Regions from separate parts of the Mus musculus genome. Here region 1 is linked to region 2. A link is a contact called in ENCODE Hi-C data. All regions are on one chromosome and are shown on one strand. The core of a region is the stretch at or near the end of the contact, and the rest is flanking DNA. Distances in the headings are between cores, read along the strand shown.

Region 1 (4,888 bases), core at 1,463-3,962, 86 kb before region 2:
AAGGTTCTGGCTTTCACTTTAGTTACTCTCTGACTGTCCCCTTTGGAGACCCCTGGCTGCCCTTCCCATTCATCTATAAAGATTGACTGCCAAAACTCTGTGGCATTTTAGGGATTCTTTTTTCAATTTCTCTAAGCTTATTGTTAATCTATTATGTGGTCCATCTCATTGACCCTCTTTAACCCGATGATGGTCGTTTCTAAAGCTGTGTCTTACTGGAAGCTTTTAGGGCTTCTCATTTGATAGAGAAGTTTCAGGCTTGGTACTGTAGTCTTTCCCTCATAAATCCCCCTGATCTATTTCCCTTTGTCTCAATGACCTTCTCAGCTGACATCACCTTTGGGCTGGTTGCCTTGAGAAACGGGAGAGATTGGGTATGACAGCACTAAGCAAGCATCCTTAAGGCATGGCGAGTTCTAAAGTAACCGAATCTCAAGGCTGGGTGGGTACCTGGATATTGGTTAGTCCTAGATCCCTCCCCACACAAGAATTTGTTCTTGAATATTCACAGTCCCTCTCCTCTGCTAGAATCCTTCCAAGCAGAGATCATTAGTTGGCTGAGCCAACTGTTCTCTTGTTTCAAGTTCTAATTGCTAGAGTTATTCAATTGAACTCTGCTTTCTTCCCATTAGTTCTAGGTGTGCTGTTGGGAGCAATACAAGTTAAGGGTTGATTTCTTAGAAGACCATACTAACTGCTCTTGTATGTTGGGGTCTCTACTGACTGACTTATACTTAGTCGGGGTTCTTGTAGTTGTAAGTAATAGGAAGCAACTCTGGCTAACTATCTCAGCTTTCTTTGTCCAAATAAGAACTACTCCAAAACTTGGTGCCTCAAAGAAATGCTCATTGCCTCACAGATGGTCTGGGCCAGAAATCCAGAAGCAACTTACTAGGTGATTCTGGGCCAGGGTGTCTCATAAGGTTTCAGCCAAAAATGTCCTGCTACAGTCATCTGAAGCATTGACTGAGAGTGTGGCTCCCCTTCTGAGCTCTCTACCATCACTAATGGCAGTAGGTCTCATTGTCTTTTCAGCCATTGGCCAGAGCCATCCTTCTTTTTCACTTTGGTATATCTCCAACACAGCAACTGGCCTGGTACAGGCTATAAGAAGGACAGGCAAGGCAGTCCTTGTATGACTTAATCTCTGAACTCGGTAATAAGGCTTTCTCCCTCTCTCCCTCCCTCTCTCTCTCTCTCTCTCTCTCTCTCTCTCTCTCTCTCTCACACACACACACACACACACACACACACACACACACACTTTCATTATTTCTTTTTCCAGTGTTGAGGATTGAACTCATAGTCTCATGAATGTTAAGAAGGTACTCTACCATTGAATTAACATATACCTTACTTTTTATATTTAGTTTATAGTAAGTATACGGTCTCTGGACCAGAGCCACAATGATTATTTGGTTAGAGACTATTTCAGTAGCTGTTCCTTGTGTCTCATTGATGCCTAGGAAGGACATGGGCCAAGACAGGTTGATCTTGTGCAGGCAGAAGAGTCTGTTCTACAAGATGGGGATTATCTTACATCTGGAACATTTATTCCAGTACCTATCACAGAAAGGAGACAGGACCTACAACGTAAAGTAATAGTCTCTAGGGGGAAATAGGAAGTACTCTGTCCAGGGTTATGAGTATATGGCCTTGGGGAAGGTAAGATAGATTTTATAATAGATGTCAATTGCACTAGCTGGGCAGGTGACTGTGCACAACTTTAATCTCAGCACTCAGAAGGCAGAGGCAAGTGGATCTATGAGTCTGAGGCCAGCCTGGTCTACAGAGCGAGTTCTAGGACAACCAAGGCTATACAGAGAAACCCTGTCTCAAAAAAACAAAAACAAAATACAACCAAACAACAACAACAAAAAAGAAATCAATGTCTCCCCTAAGGGGTGTTTAAAGCTCTATGGGATTTGAGGAACAAATTATTTTCTATACTGAAAGTCTGATCCTCCTGCCCCTATTTCCAAAGTGCTGGGATCACAGGCTCCCACTAAAATGCCCAGTCTGATGCAGGGCTGGGATTAGACCCAGAGCTTCATGCATTCAAGAACAGCCCTCTGCTGACTCAGCTGCATCAGAGACTGATACGCGGTCTTTAGAGAGTGTGTCAGTTCCCACTGCTCAGAAAGAAAGCTCTGCTTTGTAGAAACATGGGGATAGCCGTAGTGTTTTACAGTACCCACCCCTGTTCTTTCTTCTTTCTGTTTACTAGAAGTAAGGTACTAGGTCAACCCACATTCAAGGCAAGGTGATTCTGTTTCTACCTCATAAAGCCCAACAAAACTAAAAGAGTTATACAATAAAAAATAAAAATAAAAAGTAGATATGTCTAAGCCATCGCATGCTACAAAAACAAACAAACAAAACACCAAAAAAATTACCACACACAAACAACCCATCCCTTACCATTTGAATATGTAATAAATATATAAATGTATGCAATCCCCTTTCTCCAGGTTCCTGCAAGGGACACCCTATGACATGTCATCTTATCTTACAAAATGGCCATCTGCATGAAGACCAGGTGACCATGGGGTATTTTGTGGTAGCTCCTTAAATACACATCTACTTAAACATCCATCAACTAGAGTAAAAGCTGTCTTCTTCCCTCCCCCAACACACACAGCGAGACAGGCATGGGCTAGCCAAATTAGTTGTTTCTGTTCCCAAAGCAGGAAAACAAGAAGCTGGTCCTTAGCAACGTTGAGTTCCAACTGGCAAGCGTTACAGCTTTGCAGTCCAATCGGGGAATGTTAGAAATGGACTGGGGCTCATGGTGAAGGATTAGTCTCCATAACTCTTCCTCAGGGTTCTTAGTTCTTAGTTCTTCCTTTTAAAGACGTCCTCCCAGACCTGGACTCAATTGGTCACATTTCAGTGAGTGCAAAGCCAAACCAAGCCCAGCCAAGACATCACAGAGTGGAGAAAGGTTTGTTACCAGCAGCAGGCAAGAAACACAGAGGGTATATCTAAGTTCTGCCTTTCTGGAACAAAGGCAGGTTGGAGAGATCCCTCAAGGGAGGCTATAGCTGTTCAAACAGCTTTCATCCTGTTTCTGAGTATGCTTAGTTTAAGGTTCGTTTAAAAGACTGCAGACATTTTGGGGCATGCTTATCTCATGGAACACATGCTTAGAGGATTAACATGATGTCTTGGAATACCCCTGGGCATTGCACCATAAATTCTCAGCTGTAAATAAAGAAATGACACCATGATAGTTAATAATTGGCTGGACATGGAAGTGGGCAAGAGATGGCTTTCAAGGAGGCTAAAGATAGCCCATGATAACGTGTCTCTGATCTATGACATTTGACTCTTTGGAAGCACAGAGTTTAGACCCCTGGCCTTGTAGACTCTTCAACAAATGTTCAGCCTCTCCTTTTTCCTGGGAACTTATGTTTATAATAGTTAAGATTTATCCAGCACACATTTCTTCCCATGTTCTTTGAGTCGGGAACTTTAGAGCCGACTAAACTTTAGAACCACTTTAGGCGTTTCTGACTCAGATCATTCTCTGAAGTTATAGTGAAGATGTTGGCGGAAAAGATGTAAGGAACGGTATGGGATCAGGACCCCCAAGACCAAGTTCTCAGCATGAAGGAGATTTATTTGCTCCAAAAGGACAGAAGGCAGGGAATAAGAGAGAAAGACAGGAGATGGGGGATGAGGAAGAAAGGGAAGGGGGCAAAGGGGAAGCGGGAAAGATATTTGCCCCAGAGGGACAAAGGACTACCTCTGGATAAAGAGGAGACAGACATGGCACACAGGCAAATGGAGGTTTATATAGGTAAAGAGGAAATTCCATGTTAGGATGAGGTGTTTAATTTTAATTGGGCATGTTAATTAGGTGAGCCAAAGGGGTCTTTTGATTGCTAGACTTCAATACTTCTATAGCTGGACCTCAGCAGTCACCCTCAGGAGGAGGAAGTGGTCCAATAAGGGACTAGACCCAGATGGCTAGCCTTAGGAATATAATCTAACAGTGTTTAGCAAGGGAATGGGGAAGGGTGAAGCCCGTTGGAGCCAGACTGACCATGCTCAGGCTAGTCCAGAGTCTCTTCAGACACTTACAGAAAATGCCTCTGGATTTGGAACCCTAACCTCACAGATGGAATTCAGGTCTGGGAGGAGTCTGGCTCTCCAAGTGGGGAAGTCCTGCCCTTCAAAGGCAAGGGGAGCTCCTGGGGCTAAGACTGTGGTTGGAGCCAGCAGGTTGCATGTGCCGCGGCACATGAATGGCTAAGTCTGTAAGAGAACATTAGGCTTGAGGCTGGGAAGGAGTAGGCGCCCACTAACAGCTCCATAGCTATTAGGGATTAATCTACCACATCATACAGCATTCAAATCCCCCATCAGCTACTGACCTTTCTGGCTACGTAGTGTTTCACTGAAGTCCTTCTGACTGTGCGGTATTTAATGCCTCCAGCACATTCCATCCAGTTCAGAGAACAGACGGGTTATTAAATACACCTAGAAACTCTGCCCAAGGCTCTTGTTTGTGGGCTGAATCAAACGAAAGGAAATTGTCACCACAAGAACTTGGGTGAAAATTGAGTGCTGTCTCTGAGGTTCATGAGAATACATGTACTTGAATCCTCTCCCTGTCTAGCCCTAGATCCTTCAGATGTGGACATGGGTGTTCACACATCCAGCACAGTTAACATCATTTGCTCTAAGGGTTGCCAAAACGCTGATAATATCTCTTTCATTCAGAGATGTTTTCTATTAGAATAGCCCTGGACCGAGCTTTAGGCCTGAATACATATGACCTTATTCCTCTTCAAGATAATTTCTGGGAACCTCAGGCAAGACTGTTAGCTTTGTTTACAGTAAGGACATCCTAATGCCTGCATCCTTGGCATCCAGACATTAA
Region 2 (4,669 bases), core at 795-3,294:
CCTATCAAAAATTTGAATAGGTGATGTAAATTTTTACACGTGCCCCTTCTGAAGAGACATCTTTAATATGGAGGTGAATTCTTAATGTTCTTTCCTCGTCTCGACTCCGATTCCGGCAGAACACTCACCCTTGGCATCTCTCGGTACTTTGATAAATGGCACAAAACAGAGGGCTCGCCGCTTTTATGGCTGCATTTCAGCCCTTCCCCCCGCCCCCCACCATTCCATCACGAGAGCCAAATGAGCTACCACACCTGCAGCACTGATCTCACAGTGTCCGGCACGGGTCCAGAGGACAGTCCGTCCTAGTGGCGAGCAGGCTTTCAAGTTCTTGATGCAGGCCTCAGATAGTTCCACACAGCAGATGGGAACTGGGAGTTTCTAAACCCTCTGCCTGCCATCTACTTAATTCAGATAATAGGCCTGCCAGATGGCTACCCGGTCCTAAAGTTTTAGCTGGGCAATTCTCCATCCCCTCGGGAGACAATAAGCGTGGACACACGGGTGCTCCAGAGACCATTGGAAAGAGCTGGGAATGTGGCAGGGGAAGAGGTCAGAGGATATCCAAGGATACCAGCAGCTACCAGCCATTTGCCAGAGACTTCACTGCAAGGGAATACACTCACACTTAGAGTCAAGTGCTGTCCCTGCAAAGGAGCAACCTAGAGTCACCCTTACAGTGGGTATCCTGCTGTCTCCTAGGGTTACCTTTACAGCGGTGTCCCATTGTCTATTATGGTCACTCTTACAGTGGGTATCCATTGGCCCCTAGGGTTACCCTTACAGTGGGTGTCCCATTTTCTACCAGAGTCACCCTTACAACATGTGTCCCAGTGGCCCCTAGGGATCACCCTTACAGCAGGTGTCCCATTGTCTACTAGGGTCACCCTTACAGTAAGTATCCCATTAGCCCCCAGGGTCACCCTTATAGCAGGTGTCCCATTGGCCTCTAGGATCACCCTTACAGTAAATATCCCATTAGCCCCTAGGGTCACCCTTACAGCAGGTGTCCCATTGGCCTCTAGGATCACCCTTACAGTGGGTGTCCCATTGGCCCCTAGGGCCACCCTTACAGTGGTTGTCCAGTTGGCCTCTAAGGTCACCCTTATAGTGGGGTGTCACCCTTTCAGTGGGTGTCCCATTGGCTCTTAGGGATTGGCCCATGGAACTTAGCTGGAACAGAGATGCTGCAGGCAAAGTGTCTGAGGTGATCTCAGGAAAGCATCAATCACCCTTTTACCCAGGAGATAAACTTTGAGAAAGGCTTGGACTACAGTGTTTATATCAAGGCTACCTCTACACCCGGGGGCAGGACACCCTGACAGACAGCCCGTTTACATCACTACTTGTTCTGTTTACTGTTTTAGTGTCCATTCTGGAATGCCCTTCCTATGCCTCCCTCTGCTTACCCATCTTCCTCACAGATCACCCCCTCCAGGCAGTCTTCCCAGACCACTCAAGACCTCACTTGCCTCCCACTTCTCCAAAAGCTCCGAAGAATCATCTTCCTTGCACTGATCTATGCACGTGACTCTCACGCCTCTTGTTCAGTTTGATGGCAGGCCTGGCACCACACCTGGCTGCCCTTGCTTATCCAACCTCATTTCCTAACCCACCGTAGAACCACAGTGGGTGCCTGCTGTCTCGTTAGCATAAGTTGGGACATGCAGTCTTTAAAAACTAAGTTGGGTAGTACAGTAGAATTGGTGGAAAAATTAAAAATAAGCTTCCTCTTGAATGAACGATGAGAGGTGAGCTTTGGGGACATCATTCTGTGCCTTTAAAAAAAAAAAAAGTATAAAATGCCCCGCACTTCGGAGGCAGAGGCAGGCAGATCTTTGAGTTTAAGGCCAGTCTGGTCTACAGAGTGAGTTCCAGGATGGCCAGGGCTACAGAGAAACCCTGTCTCAAAAGAACAAATCAAAACAAAAAGTACAAAAGAAAGGGAGAAATCAGATGCAGGTTGCAAGTTCCTGGTGACATCAGCTTTGGCAGGCCCTGATGGAAAGTGACCTTGCCAGAGCCCTGCTCCCCCATTCAGTTGGAACACTTTCCACTAACGGTATTAATCTGGCCTTCAGTCTGAGGCAGAGCTGCCTGGGCCAAGCCCTCCTGCTTCAGTCCAAGTGATGAATCAGCCCCATCTCCTAATGCCCTCAAGAATTAGAAGAATCGGCGGAGGAAGAGAGAGGCACAGGGCACCATGCACACCCTCAGATGGACAATAGAAATGACGGAGGCCAAGACCTTCGGTCTCTTTCCATCTCTGGGAAGCCTTTCCATTAAAAACATTTTCTTCTTCTGTTACATCCATGTTTTTTCTTTTTGGTTTCCTCTTGTCAGCCTCAGCCCAGAGGAAACTTCTCACTCCCCACCTCCAACCACGTACTAAACACCGTTTCCTTCCAAGGGCTTCTTCGTTATTTTTTTCTTCAACTTACAGCTAGATTGCTTGGCATCAACCGAGAAAGCCTAGTAACACTCTGGCGTTCCAAAAGCAGCCCAGAAGATCAGAAGTATCCGCCGCATCTACCTCCTGGACTCGGCACGATCAAACGCTACGCTCTCTGAGAAGACATTGGGAGTAGTAGAAATGTTAAGTTTGTTTTTTCTTTTTTCTTTCTTTTTTTTTTTTTTTAATTTTAAAAAACCTAAAAAGACACCTTAAAGGAAGCAAAAGACAGACACAGCCAAGAAGCAAGCAAATCTGATATTCTCTGAGCTGAAAAACAAGAGCCAAGGGAATTCTATTCTTAGCAGAGACTTAGCCAGCTCCATTCTCCAGGGGTGGGGTGGGTTGCAAAGAAGGCTACAGTGCCCTCTGTCTGGGACCTGTCAGCATGTAGCCTGGGGGCTTGGATTCATTCTCTCTCTCTCTCTCTCTCTCTCTCTCTCTCTCTCTCTCTCTCCCTCCCTCCCTCCCTCCCTCCCTCCCTCCCTGTCTCTCTCTCCCTCCCTCCCTGTCTCTCTCTCCCTCTCTCTGTTTTTTTTCTGTTCTCTCTCTATATATTCTTCTTTTTTTCTCTCTTCCAAATGGAGTTTATTTGTTTAACAGTCCTGGAACTCAATCCACAGACCAGGCTAGCCTTGAACTCACAGAGATCCACTTGCCTGTCTCTGTATTCCTCATGCTGGGACCAAAGGCGTATGCTACCACACCTGGCTTAGCTAAGGTTTTTCATTCATGGTTTTTTGTTAGTCATTGTACAACCTTTGCAATGTCTGATTATCTAAAAAGAACATGAGAGCAGGGAGCTCAGTTGACTTCACCACAGTTGTACAGTTTGGAAATGGCATCAGTAAAGATGCTAACTAACCCAGGTTCCCTTTTCTTAGCCTGTGTCTTTATAGTTCGTCTTTCCGTATCAGATTTATGTTGTTTCATGCTCAAAGGCTTTGACAGCCAGATCTGTCTAACACAGAGGTTGGTTCTCAAAGCTGAACACCATAGGCCTCCTAAAGATGTGTTCTACTATGTTTGGATACATGTCTCCCAAAGACTGGCATGCTAAAGGCTTAGTCCCCAGGCAGTGCTATCACTAGGAGATGGTGGGACCTCTAAGAGGCAAATTCTTCTAAAAGAAAGCTGGGCTTTTGTGGAATTGCCTTTAGCCAGCCTGGCACAAACAAAGATCTTCTAAAAAGAAGACAGCCTCACCTTTCTTTGGTTATCACACTATGGAAACAATGGTCCCCAAGGAATTGGATCCCTTGGAGCCTCTCACAAGATGAAGGAACAGGCTGAAGCATAGTGCCAGCCAGAGGAGGTTTCATATCATCCTGTTATCTTATCTACCACCTTGTAAGGGAGAAAGGACCAGAAACAATGAGTCTATAATGGGACTGTGACAGAGAGGATCACACCTCAGCCAGGGGCAGCTTAGTTATGCTGATCACTGTAAATGTAATTCTTAGGGGGTGTTCGACACCCCTTTTGCTCCCAGGTAACAACATGGCATTTCTATGCCCACTTTAACCCATTTTAGCTCCCAAATAAATGGCACAGAGACCTGTTAATTTTATTAATGGGCTGCAAGCCTTAGCTGGGCAGGTTCTGAGCTGTTCTAAACTGACTAGGCCACATGGGCTGTTACTTGCTATCTGGTCTTACCCTGGTTTACTCCAGTTCACATGTATCCTCAGGGCTGCTCTCTCATCATGATCTCATGGAGAATTCTCCTTCTCATTGAGTCATGTCGGGAACCCTCCTGGTCCCTTCATATAGTCTCTCCATCTCCTCATTCTCTCTACTCTTTCTTCCTTGGACCTCCTGACTGGGATCCGAAGTCCCGCCCTATTCTCTTCTGCCCAGCTAATTGGCTAATCAGCTTTTTAGTAACCCCTGATCAGAGGTGAAGAAAAACAATTTTTATATAACATTGAAATCAGAGAGCCTTAACCATGCCATTGTCTGGCTTGCAACCAGACATCTAAGCATCTGAACACACAGTGCACAACACCATTCCCCAGCAGATCATTTGCTCTCTTAACACTAAAGCTCTCATCCAGAGTTGGATGTCACCAGATCTCTTTATTTGTTCCTCTTCCCAGTGGGGCCATTGATTACAAGTCACTCTCTGTATGCCACTGCCCTATTGAGGGTGGGTACCTTCTCCTCTCTGGTTGCAGCAGCCCTGGCCCAGCTCTTACTAACCACTCTGCTAACACA

Evidence for each region. Hi-C counts contacts between places; a loop is a spot of excess contacts on that map.
Region 1: a loop to region 2 is called in a map of regulatory T cell, with 2.2 times the contacts of the local background. The contact joins two enhancer-like sites. A Hi-C loop is called at or near these places in 5 of 37 maps with a recorded cell type or tissue (T-helper 1 cell, left cerebral cortex and regulatory T cell).

Annotation. Positions count from the first base shown.
Region 1 is chr10:95,097,940-95,102,827 of GRCm38, reverse strand. No RefSeq gene overlaps it. Among named protein-coding and RNA genes, the nearest start is that of Gm29684, 45 kb to the left of the region's middle. Within about 2 kb of position 2,712, at least 1 of the 3 ENCODE cell types and tissues checked has a DNase peak (open chromatin) inside an H3K27ac peak, as active enhancers do.
Region 2 is chr10:95,011,515-95,016,183 of GRCm38, reverse strand. No RefSeq gene overlaps it. Among named protein-coding and RNA genes, the nearest start is that of Gm40744, 52 kb to the right of the region's middle. Within about 2 kb of position 2,044, at least 1 of the 3 ENCODE cell types and tissues checked has a DNase peak (open chromatin) inside an H3K27ac peak, as active enhancers do.